Regions from separate parts of the Homo sapiens genome. Here region 1 is linked to region 2. The links are chromatin contacts, found by Hi-C in ENCODE. All regions are on one chromosome and are shown on one strand. Each heading gives the region's core, a stretch centred on a gene start or an enhancer-like site at or near the end of the contact. The rest is flanking DNA. Distances are from core to core; before and after follow the strand shown.

Region 1 (5,711 bases), core at 2,202-4,701, 4.1 Mb before region 2:
GTTCGAGACCAGTCTGACCAATGTGGAGAAACCCTGTCTCTACTAAAAGTACAAAATTAGCCTGGCATGGTGGCACATACCTGTAATCCCAGCTACTCAGGAGGCTGAGGCGGGAGAATCGCTTGAACCCAGGAGCAAGAGGTTGTGGTGAGCGGAGATCGCACCATAGCACTCCAGTCTGGGCAACAAGAGTGAAACTCCGTCTCAAAGAGAAAAAAAAAAAAAAGAAAGCTATGCAGTTAGGTAGTTAGCTATTGAGGCAACCTACTGCTACTAGAACAATGAAGTATAGACAAATAAGATGAAGTTAACTTAGCCGAAGTTAACTTAGCCGTAAACATAATCTAGCTGTTTCTCTGATATTCTTTCCCTTTAGGGAAAACAAATAGTAAAATAAATCAGTGTTCTTTTGTAATATCACTTGGCATAACTTATTATTTATTGTAGGTGTCCTATAATGAAGAGGAAACTCAGAATTTCAAAAGGAAATAAATCAGAGGCATTATTCGTATTTCAAAAGGAGTCTTCATGTAATGTTTGTGTTCTTTAATGCATCTGAGATGTTTGATTGAGATGCTTTATAAAGCAAGATATGCTTATACGTATGTTTTAGCCATTAGAAAAACAAAGTTTACCAAAAAAATAGGTTGAGCATCCCTAATTCAAAAATTCAAAATCTATAATGTACCAAAATTGAAAACTTTTTGAGCACCAACATGATGCTCAAAGGAAATGCTCGTTGAAGCATTCAGGATTTCTGATTTTTGGATGAGAGATGCTCTACTGGGTAAGTATAGCAAATATTTCAAAATCTGAAATCCCAAACACTTCTCGTCCCTAACATTTTGCATAAGGGGTACTAACCTGTTTAGTATACTTCAAAGAAGTGATAATTTTATTATTACATCTTTAAATCACATGGTTAATGTGTTAGTATTTGGTCTATTTGGAACTTTTCTCAAAAGCAAACAAAAATAATGTGCTATTGAGCTATTTTGAAAATAAGTTCTTAAGCAGAGGTATTGATTTTTATCCTTTGTGAATTCCTTGATTTTCAAAGATACATTCATTCATTTGTTCATTCATTCATTGATTCCAAATTGTTCTTTATTAGTGTTACATTGCAGGACTGAGAAAGATTAAACAATTGAACTCATGAAATAATAAAGATTTGTAATAGAGCATGAGTCAAAATGTTAAAATAGTCTACTTTTTCTAAAGCTTGAGTAGAATACGATGATGCCACATTGTAGTGTTTACCTTTAACAAAGGTGTGAAAAGAAGGGGGAAAAACAACAGAAGCTATATGAAGAGGTGTTTTGTCATGTTGAAGCATGCAGGCTGTGCCTTATGAATTTTTAAGAGACATCCGCTTCCCATAAAGGATTCTCAAGATTGTAGGGGTATCATTACAATGGGTGGGATTGAGAATGGTGTGTCAATTTCAAAAATGGATTTTAAAAAAAATCTTGACGTTGGAAGAGGTGCAAAGAATAGATGTTTTATAATTGTTTGCTCTACCTTTTTTCCTGAATATCAGCATTGGGACATTCAGTTGGAGTGGAGTGGGTGGAGAGGAAGGAAGTGACAGATGTGCTACATCCACACGTTAAAGAAACTTACAGTGTCTGAGCAGCAGCAGAATCTAGAAAGCACAAGAATCCAAAACCTCAAAACTTCCCCAGCCTGAGGATATTATAGTTCTGTGTGGTTCTGTGGAAAAATGTAGTTGCGTTCCATCACCGGATATAATGTAACAGTAGTAGTCATGGTAGCAGCTAACATTTATGTGCAAGATGCTATGCTAAGTATCTCAGATTATTATCTTTTTCAGTCTTCACTAGAACTCTATAAAGTGGGCACCCTGAAAAAGAACTGTTTGTTTTTTAAATAACAGAAGTTTTTTCTCTAACAAGTGGAGTAGATTTAGGTCATCACATAAATGGAGTCTTTTATATTACTTTGCCAGAGAAATACATCCGTTCATGCCTTTCTTCACTGGCTTTATCAGAGTAACAGGGAGTTTAGTTCCATAAAAAGTCAACAAAGAAATCCAGAGGGCTGACCTACCAGTAAGATCAGAGATTATTAACTAGTACTATGAGGGCTGATTCTGGTCTTCAGGTGGGTTTTGTTTCACCAGGATCATTTTTGAAAGAACTGAATTGGGACGCCTTGCAGAGAGGCATGTGCTGTCTAACTGGGCCTAGTTCTCCACTCCCTAGGGAGTTAATAGTCAGCAGCATTTACACATTCTTGTGACCTGTCTGGCCTTGTAGGTATTTAGGTCCTGACTGCCGATACTTGCACTTTCTGTATAACTTGAAGTGCATCTCAGTACTTGGGTCAGCCCATATCTCTTCATTGACCCAGTTGATTTTATGTCATTCAGTGTCCAGCTGTATTAACACTTTAGCTGCCTATAAGAGACTGTAGGTGGTTGAGCTGAGTGTGAGAGTATAACTTCCCTAAGTGCTCATTTGAAAACTTTATTTCTGTGTAAAGATCACTCCGGAGGGCTAGATTATATGTCCCTGTCAACTTTCTACTGCAGAGCCATGGCTCAAATTATTCAGATTTCCTCTCTTTATTGCTCACAATATCTGTCTCATCTCTGATTACCCATAAAAGGTTCATGCATAGAAAGAGTACCAAGCGTCTTATAGGCCAATAAAGACATCATTCAAATCTTAAACAAACACAGCCTATTTGAGAAAGAGCCCTTTGCCTTATATCAAGACAGACCAGAATGATAGAGTTTTATATCTAAATATGAGACCCCACATATCAATAAATCACAGAGACCAGTTGCTTTGTTTTACAGATGAAGAAACTGAGAAACAGACAGATAAAGGGACTCTGCCCATAGTCACACAGCTGTTTAGTGACAAGCCTGGCTCTTAAGGTGGTTCTGGAATGGTTTTAGGTGAACCAAGCATGCTGACATGGGAGAGCCCATAGATAGGATTTATTTAAACGTTCAAAAAGTCTTTGCCAATCCTCCCCTCCCCTCCCCTTAGCTGTAACAGCTAAGACACACTGTGGAATTGGAAGGGATGAGTTTTGTCAAAGAGAAGGAAGTAGTTCAGACAGAAGAAACAAAGGGTAGAGGGAAACAGGCACTTCTTTGAGTGAGTCCTTTAAATAGCGAGCATTATGTAGAGAGTGGAACTAAAATGGGTTTTATTTAACGTCTTTATCAGTGATCTCCAGCCCTGGGCACATAGTGAAAGTGCCAAGCTTTCAGATGACACTGAGTCCTTTAGAAGGGTGGAAAATTGAGACATTGCAAGTAAACAGTAGAAAGGTGTCAGCAGGTGTCAAGTTACCAGGTGTGACTCAAATAATGATACTGCTTTCTGGTGTACTTTGTAAAAGCAGAGGAGGCGTAATCATAGCGGGACATGTTGCAACATGTTTCGGTTTACAGCCTCCTAACTCTCAAGGTCAGCTCGTCAATCTTGTGCTTGCAGCTGGGGAGAGTGAGTAGACATTTCGCCTGACGTTTGCTGCCAGCATAAAAATGAGTTACCGTTATTCAGAGCAAATCCCAGCAACTTTGACGTAAGTTTAACTGAAATGCGAGTTAGACACATGGTCCTTTAGTAGAAAATCACAGAGATGAAGCAATGTTGGAAGCAAATGCTTTTGACCAGCATAAATGTTTTGAAGAAGGTAGAAAAGATAGATGTTTATGACAGTGACTAATGTGAGAAACCCATAGGTCTAACTAAGGAAAACATGAAAAAGGTCGGTAATTTGGATCCTTGAAATAAAATGGCCAACTGTGAAAAGATAGCTACTGATGAGGATACTGATGGAAAATTTGAAGCAAGTTATGTATCTGCTAGAGCTCTGTATGTTTTGAATGATTGTTGGAATCAGCAAAGAACTAGTATTTTTTGGTTTAATCTTCAAGGAAAATAATAGCTGGAAATAAAACAATAAAAAAAACACTACAAAGGAGAACATACATTAATGTGGGAAGTAGGGGGAAAAAAAGGAAAAAGAAGGAGAACAGACTTGAAGACCTCACTCTCTGGTGTTTGTTTCTTGGTCAGGCTCTGTAAACTCCCCAAAATTAAGTTCTTGTGTTTAGAATCAGGAGATGATGCTAGCATAGCTATTGTAAGGATGAGTTCAGAAAGCATTTGCCATTGTGCTTAGCATATAGTAGGTCTTCAAATAATATTTGTTTTTTTTAAATGAAAAGATATACTAGAAGGTAGCAGGAAACTGCTGCATCCCTCAGAGAGCTGTGCTGGTATCAGTCACCTGGCAGAAGATTCTCTGTGACCCACACTAACCAGAAACATAGGGGAAGAACATTCTGGGAAATGGAGTGCAGCCTAGTCAGGTTGAGACATTACAATGCCACTGTGAGGCTTCGTACATTATTAATGATTAGTAAAACCCAAATCACTGTAAACCATACCCTACTAGAAACTCTACTGAGTACAAATTTTGTACTGACTGGCGATTTCCAAAATTCAGAATTACTCCCTCAAAACAAATGATTTGATATTATTGAAGATAACTTCAAATTTGTCCCTAATTCCCTCAGGCAATTCCCAAAAGTGGAATTGCAAACAATAATTTAAGCAAACATTTTGTGTTATTATCATAGACATGTATTCCCAGGGAGGTTCCCCACCCTCATTCCAGTCCCATATGAGGGAGCAGATCTGCTGCAGAGGACGCGGCCTGGTGCTTTGTCCTGTGCCGAGTGTAGGAAGGCTAAGGTTATCAGGCCCGAGCAAGGAGACAGGATAAAGCGGGCCTTGCCTCACAGCTTCCCAGATGGTCAGAGCAGCTGTTCAGAACAGGGAAGCCAGGTTGGCTGCCACAGGACGGGCCAGGCTGACCCAATGGTAATCTCACAGTACTTGTAACTTGAAGAGACTGTAGTCTGAAAAGATAAACAGATTCCAGTGAAAGATTATTTAAAGAGATGATAGACTCCTGATGAGTGACAGTTATTTAAAAAATAAAAATAAGACATTGGGAGCCTGTTGGTTCTTTGAGTGTGGTCTTCACACTACGTGCATCAGTATTGCCTATGGCATTTTAAAAAATATGTAGGTTATTGTACCCCAGTCCTGACTCCCTGAATCAAAATCTGTTTTTGATCATTGCCATGGGTGATTCTTATCATTTAAGTTTGGTTAAATGGAAGACAACTGTATCCTGATGTCTTTTCAGCTGTAGCTGGTCTTTTCTGTTAGTAGATGGATGTTGGAGAATCTCAGGGGGGATTTTGGGGAACTGGGAAGGAATTAAAGAGTTGCAAAGCTTAAAACATTTGGTTCAGGCTGAGGAATTTAGAGAATAGATGGCGTGGTCTTATTTAGTAGAAAAATTGTGGGCGTCTTCCTGGGGATCCTAGAAGGAACAGAATGGAGAATCCAAGGTTCTTCTGTAGCAATTTTGTACAGTTTGATTGTATTTCCTCTCTTTCAGAATATTTTAGCCTTCTAGGTAGTTCAACTTCTGTAATGCACAATAGATTATGCATAATATAATGAGTAATACATCTCCTAAATAGGTTTAGGGGATATATTAAATACTATTTATTGCATAAGAATTTAGCCTTTTGTGCATCCTTTATTTATTATTAAATTTATTATTCCTATAAGAATAATAAAAACTGGCCTGAATTATACTACTCTAGGACCCTAAAACCTTAAACACAACTTCCCACTGTTTCTGCA
Region 2 (5,676 bases), core at 687-3,186:
TCAAAACAAATAAATAAAATAAATGTAACGTGCTTGAATTATCCCAACACCATCCCCCTTCCCCCAGTCCATGAAAAACTTATTGTCCATGAAACCGGTCCTTGGTGCCAAAAAGGTTGGGGACCACTGCTTTAGGGAACATTCCCCCTGGGCCAGGTCCTAAGCTGGAAGCAGGGGGTGCAGGTAAGGCCCATGCTCGCAAGTTCCTGATGCTACCTACAGAGCTCCCACCAACATCTGGCCACCCACAAAAACGGCTGCTCCCTCCAAAGAATTGACTTTCACCCTAAGTTCATCCATCTAACCTACTTCCAAGGAGGGGGCAAAGTAAACAGTAGATAAAGCACAGGCGTTGATCCAAAAGAGGAGTCCAAAACCCGGCCCTGACATGTACTAGTTTGTGGCTTTGGCTCCCCTCCAAGGCTTTCTCTATCCTACTGTGAAAAGAGATAACAACACTTATCTTTCCCAGTTACTGTAAGGTTTAGAAATAATGTATCTAAAGCACCTAATAAGCACACAGTCTCCTTAAATTAACATTAATTGAATCTCTCAGGTCAGAGCTGTCCTTATCAAACAATCACAATTAGGGACTGACTGGCAACGAGAAAGGAGGGAGAAAAATCACAGGGAAAATGGAACATGAGGAATGGAAGGGGAAAAAAATCATTCCTCAAAGTCTCCTTCAATGAACTACCGCCTCTTCAATGAAGCCTTCCCTCTCCTCTCCTTGCATTCCCATAGCACTTAATCACATTGAAATAGGTCCTTAGCTCTGAGAATGAATGAGATGCCAGGCACGGTGGCTCACGCCTGTAATCCCAGCACTTTGGGAGGTCGAGGTGGGCAGATCACCCGAGGTCAGGAATTCGAGACCAGCCTGGCCAACACGGTGAGACCCTCGTCTCTACTAAAAATACAAAATTAGGTGGGCGTGGTGGCGCATGCCTGTAATCCCAGCTACTCAGGAGGCAAGGCTGGAGAATCGCTTGAAACCGGGATGCTGAGGTTGCAGTGAGCTGAGATTGTGCCATTGCACTCCAGCCTGGGCGACCAGAGCGAAACTCCGCCTCAAAAACACAAACAACAACAAAAACAGAAAGAGAAGCAATGTCTCACTCCCACGTAATGCAAACCTCTGAGGATGCCAAATGCCCTAGCCCTACAACCCTGATCCAAGAGCAATGTACACAGGTAGCAGCACATTTCTTAACACCAATGCTACCCGTAAAGTACCTCTGGTGAGGATTAGCGGGAGGGTTTTTCCGCATAAAGACCTGCCACCTGAAGGTTAGACTCAGAACAGAGGAAGAAAACTGAGTCCTGAAGATAGAACGCAAAGGAAGTCTCTAACTTTAGAGTCCCTGGAGTCACAGCAGGCAGGCAGGCGCACCGCCGATACTGCCAAGAGGACCAGAGTTCGCAACTCCCCGCAGCAGTTCCGGAAGCTGGGGACGAAGCCAAGGAGAGAGGACGTGGGCAGGGCCGTGCGCGGACTTGTCCCGGCGCCTAGATCCCCGCCTTTGCCCGGGCGCACTGCGCGCGCGGCCCCCGCCGCTTTTGTCTTCTTCGCCCGACCGGGAACTTCCTCTGTCCCGCCCTCGGGCGCGCACACGGGAACTTGGGTAGGAAACGGAAAGCGTTTTGTGCATTTTTTTTTTAACAGAGTAAACTGACGCAGAAAATTCAGCATCTAACCTCCCCAGGACCCCCTATGGTCACCAGTTACCAACCTCCGGGCTGTCCCGGGCGGCGGCGACGGCAACGTTCACGCGCGCCGCGAGTTCCCAACACCCCTCTTTCGGCACTTCCGAGTCCCAGCGACATCGGCGGCGGCTGCGGGCTTCCCCGGGACGCCACCCTCTTTCCCCCGGAGCTGCCCTTTGGAGGAGCAGCGCAGCGCGCGTCCTCCGAGCACGCCCCTGCCGCCGTGCCCGCGCGCCCTCCGCGCCCGGACTCGGGAACCCGCGGCGCTCTCCGGGCGATGGCGAGCAGGCCGTGCTGCTGCAGGGGGCGGGCCAGAGCGCGGCCTGCGTTTCTGAACCGCGTTTGCCCCGCCGGCGGCCCGGGGCCCCTAGCCCCGCTCACCCCTCGGCTGTTGGTTCCCACTGACCCTGGCGTGCATATCTCTCCCCCACCCGTGTGTTCATTGCAGGTCTGGGGCTGCCTGCAAGTTAATTGCAGAGTGGAAGTCACCTGAAACTCGAGGTGGGCCGTCATTCCAACACCAGTGGTCCCCACCTACGTTTTGTAGGCGAAAGGAGGTAGTTCGGTGCGGTGGAAAGAGGGTGGGCTTTGCAGCCCTGGCAGCTTCGAGGGCTTACTGTGTGAACTTAGCCCCTGTGAGCCTCCCTGTACACCTCTGTAAAACAGAAATAGACTTCCCTGCTTTTCTTTGTAAATTAGAGTGAAGATCAAATAGAATAAACTTTATGAATTGTAAAGCAACTTACAGAGATCACTACTGCAAAATGGGTACGAAGATTTTGATTGCGTTGTGAAAAGAGTGGAAGATCTGAAGATGCTCCAACGGGGTATAATTGGGACGATGTTGCTGCTCGGAGGCCTCCAAGCCTGAGCCAAGAGACAGGCTTGCCAGAGTTCTCCAGACTTATCTCAGCAGAATCACGTGGCTCTCATTAAAACCTCGGGCTTCTGGATCCCTCCCCAAACCAAAAGCATCAGACTGTCCATGGCAGGGGCGTCTCAGGTGGTTCTATGATAAGGTGAAGGTGGATAACTCTGCCCTAGGCAGCAGGGAAACTCGGAAGCTGTGCTCTCAGAAATTTCATCTAGCAGTCATTGTAATGGTCGAGAGGATTATTTTAATGATTTTAGAATTCTCCAGGAAACCAGAGTATGAACTCTCCAAGAGCTGGAGCTATCTTTTCTTTCTGCTTCCCCCCAACCCACTCACCCCAAAACCTGGTACTGGATGGTGTTCAGTAAGCAGGTGTTAGTAAACTAGCCCCAAATAGGAGTGCCAGATTTAGCAAATAAAAATACAGCATACTCAATTAAAATTGAATTTCAGGCTGGGCGCGGTGGCCCACGCCTGTAATCTCAGCACTTTAGGAGCGGTAGCAGGAGGATCACTTGAGGCCAGGAGTTTGAGACCAGCCTGGCCAACATGGTGAGACCCCGTCTCTACTAAAAATACAAAAATTAGCCGGGTGTGGTGGCCTGCACCTGTAATCCCAGCCACTTGGGAGGCTGAGGCACGAGAATCGCTTGAACCCGGGCGGCAGAGGTTGCAGTGAGCTCAGATCGCACCACTGCACTCCAACCTGGGTGACTGAGCCGGACTCTGTCTCAAAAAAATAAGTAAATAATTTCAGGTGAACAATATGTAACTTTTTAGTATCACTATGACCCATGCAATATTTGGGATATACTTATTTTTTTTAAGTACTTACAGGAAGCTTGTAATCCCAGCACTTTGGGAGGTCGAGGTGAGTAGATAACTTGAATCCAGGAGTTCGAGACCAGCCTGGCCAACATGATGAAACTCCATCTCTACCAAAAAAAAAAAAAAAAAATGGTATATCTGAAATTCAAATTTACATCCTGGGTATCTGAAAATCAAACTTAACTGGGTATTTTATCTGTCAACTCTAGATCCAAGGGTTTGGCAGAGGGAGTGGCAGAATAAGAACTCAACTCAGGTAGTGTCAAACTCAGGGACAGGGATGTGATAACAGCTCCTATATTATTTCTAAAAGATGCTGTTGTTAATATAGGTTCAGTGTGATTTACACTTAACCCCTGTCTACATATGCACTTTAAATTCACCGGCGAACACAAAGGAGATAAAGGCAGATTTAAACACAGGCAATCAGAAACATCAAATAAAAATAGCCAAAATTTATGTGTGTGTGTATATATATATATATATATATATATATATATATGTATGTATTAGAGACAGTCTCACTGTGTCACCCAGGCTAAGCACAGTGGCATGATCTCAGCTCACTGCAGATTCAAGCAATTCTTGTGCCTTAGCCACCTGAGTGGCTGGGATTACAGGCAAGCACCAGCCACCACACCTGGCTATTTAGTAGAGACAGGGTTTTGCCTTGTTGGCCAGGCTGGTCTCGAACTCCTGGCCTCAAGTGATGCACCTGCCTCAGCCTCCCAAAGTGCTGGGATTACAGGTGTGAGCCACCATGCTTGGCCATAATAGCCAAAATTTAAAGATAAGCAATAGACTGGGATATTTGCAAGAAATTTGCAAAGTGTTAATTTTAAAATTATATATAGAGTTAATACAATCAATAAGAAAACATTAGAAATCAATTATAGATGAGCAAGACACATTTATAGACAACCCACTAGAAAAAGGAGGAGGGAAATAAAAGTAGGAAACAAAAATATATTGCAAAAAGCTCAATGAAATGCATAGTAAAACAAGAACATGGTGGCTCACGCCTGTAATCCCAGCACTTTGGGAGGCCAAGGTGGGTGGATCACGAAGTCAGGAGATCAAGACCATCCTGGCTAACGTGGTGAAACCCCGTCTCTACTAAAAATACAAAAACAAAATTAGCCAGGCATCGTGGCGGGTGTCTGTAGTCCCAGCTACTCGGGAGGCTGAGGCAGGAGAATGGCGTGAACCCGGGAGGCAGAGGTTGCAGTGAGCCGAGATCGTGCCACTGCACTCCAGCCTGGGTGACTGAGCAAGACCCCGTCTCAAAAAAAAAAAAAAAAAAAAAAAAAACAAGAACACACAATTTTCACACATTAAGTTGGCAAAAAATTAATAAATAACATTACAGCCTGGCATGGGTGCTATGTGATAGCACTCACACACAATGTTTAGTTGGGTAAGCAATTTGGCAGTATGAAAACTTAAAATTTATCAAAATCTAAGGGAGGTGGGGCAAGATGCCAAATAGAAGCTTCCACCAATTGTCCTCCCTTCAAGAACAACAAAATGAACAACTATCAACAAAAAACACCTTAATAAGAACCAAAGATCAAGTGGGCCATTGCAGTACCAAGTTTTAACTTCATATCACTGAAAGAGGCACTGAAAAGCGTAGAGAAGACAGTCTTGAATTGCAGACGCTACCCCTCCCTCATCCTACAGCAGCAGCTGGGGAAAGATTCTCTCAGATCTTATGCAAGACCACTAAGGTGGTACCTCTGAGTCTGCAAGAGCCGTAGCATTCCTGAGCTTGAGGTGCCCTCTAATGCAGATATGATGGCAGTGACCCAAACCTAAATGACAACACCCAAGTCCCTTAGAATACCTGGAAAGCCTTCCCAAGAAGGATGAATACAAACAAGCCCACCCTGTGAAGACTACAATAAGTACCTAACTCTTCAATGCCCAGACACTGACACACATTCACAAGCATCAAGACCATCCAGGAAAACATGACATCACCAAACAAACTAAATAAGGCATCAATCCCAGAGTGACCTTTCAGACAGAGAATTCAAAATAGCTCTTTTGAAGAAACTCAATGAAATTCAAGAAAACATGAGATGGAATTCAGAATCCTACCAGGTAAATTTAATGAAGCAAATGAAATAATTGAAAAGAATTAAGCCCGAAATTCTGGAGCTGAAAAATACAATTGATATGCTGAAGAATGCATCTGAATCCTTTAATAGCAGAATTGATCAAGTAGAAGAAAGAATTAGTGAGCTTGAAGGCAGGCTATTTGA

What was found. Hi-C counts contacts between places; a loop is a spot of excess contacts on that map. Pooled maps may share reads with other maps.
Region 1: a loop to region 2 is called in a map with no recorded cell type, with 9 times the contacts of the local background. The contact joins the enhancer-like site here to the promoter of HHAT in region 2. A Hi-C loop is called at or near these places in 2 of 37 single-sample maps with no recorded cell type and 4 of 50 pooled maps.

What each region holds. Positions count from the first base shown.
Region 1 is chr1:214,437,336-214,443,046 of GRCh38, reverse strand. All of the region lies in intron 3 of PTPN14 (protein tyrosine phosphatase non-receptor type 14), which reads left to right. Among named protein-coding and RNA genes, the nearest start is that of PTPN14, 110 kb to the left of the region's middle. RefSeq lists enhancers at 3,274-3,613, 2,928-3,899. Within about 2 kb of position 3,451, at least 17 of the 41 ENCODE cell types and tissues checked have a DNase peak (open chromatin) inside an H3K27ac peak, as active enhancers do.
Region 2 is chr1:210,325,162-210,330,837 of GRCh38, reverse strand. HHAT (hedgehog acyltransferase) reads right to left here and starts at 1,936. Exons shown (of 12, transcript NM_018194.6): 1 at 1,734-1,936. RefSeq lists enhancers at 78-247, 1,360-1,719, 2,594-2,763 and a silencer at 1,880-2,129.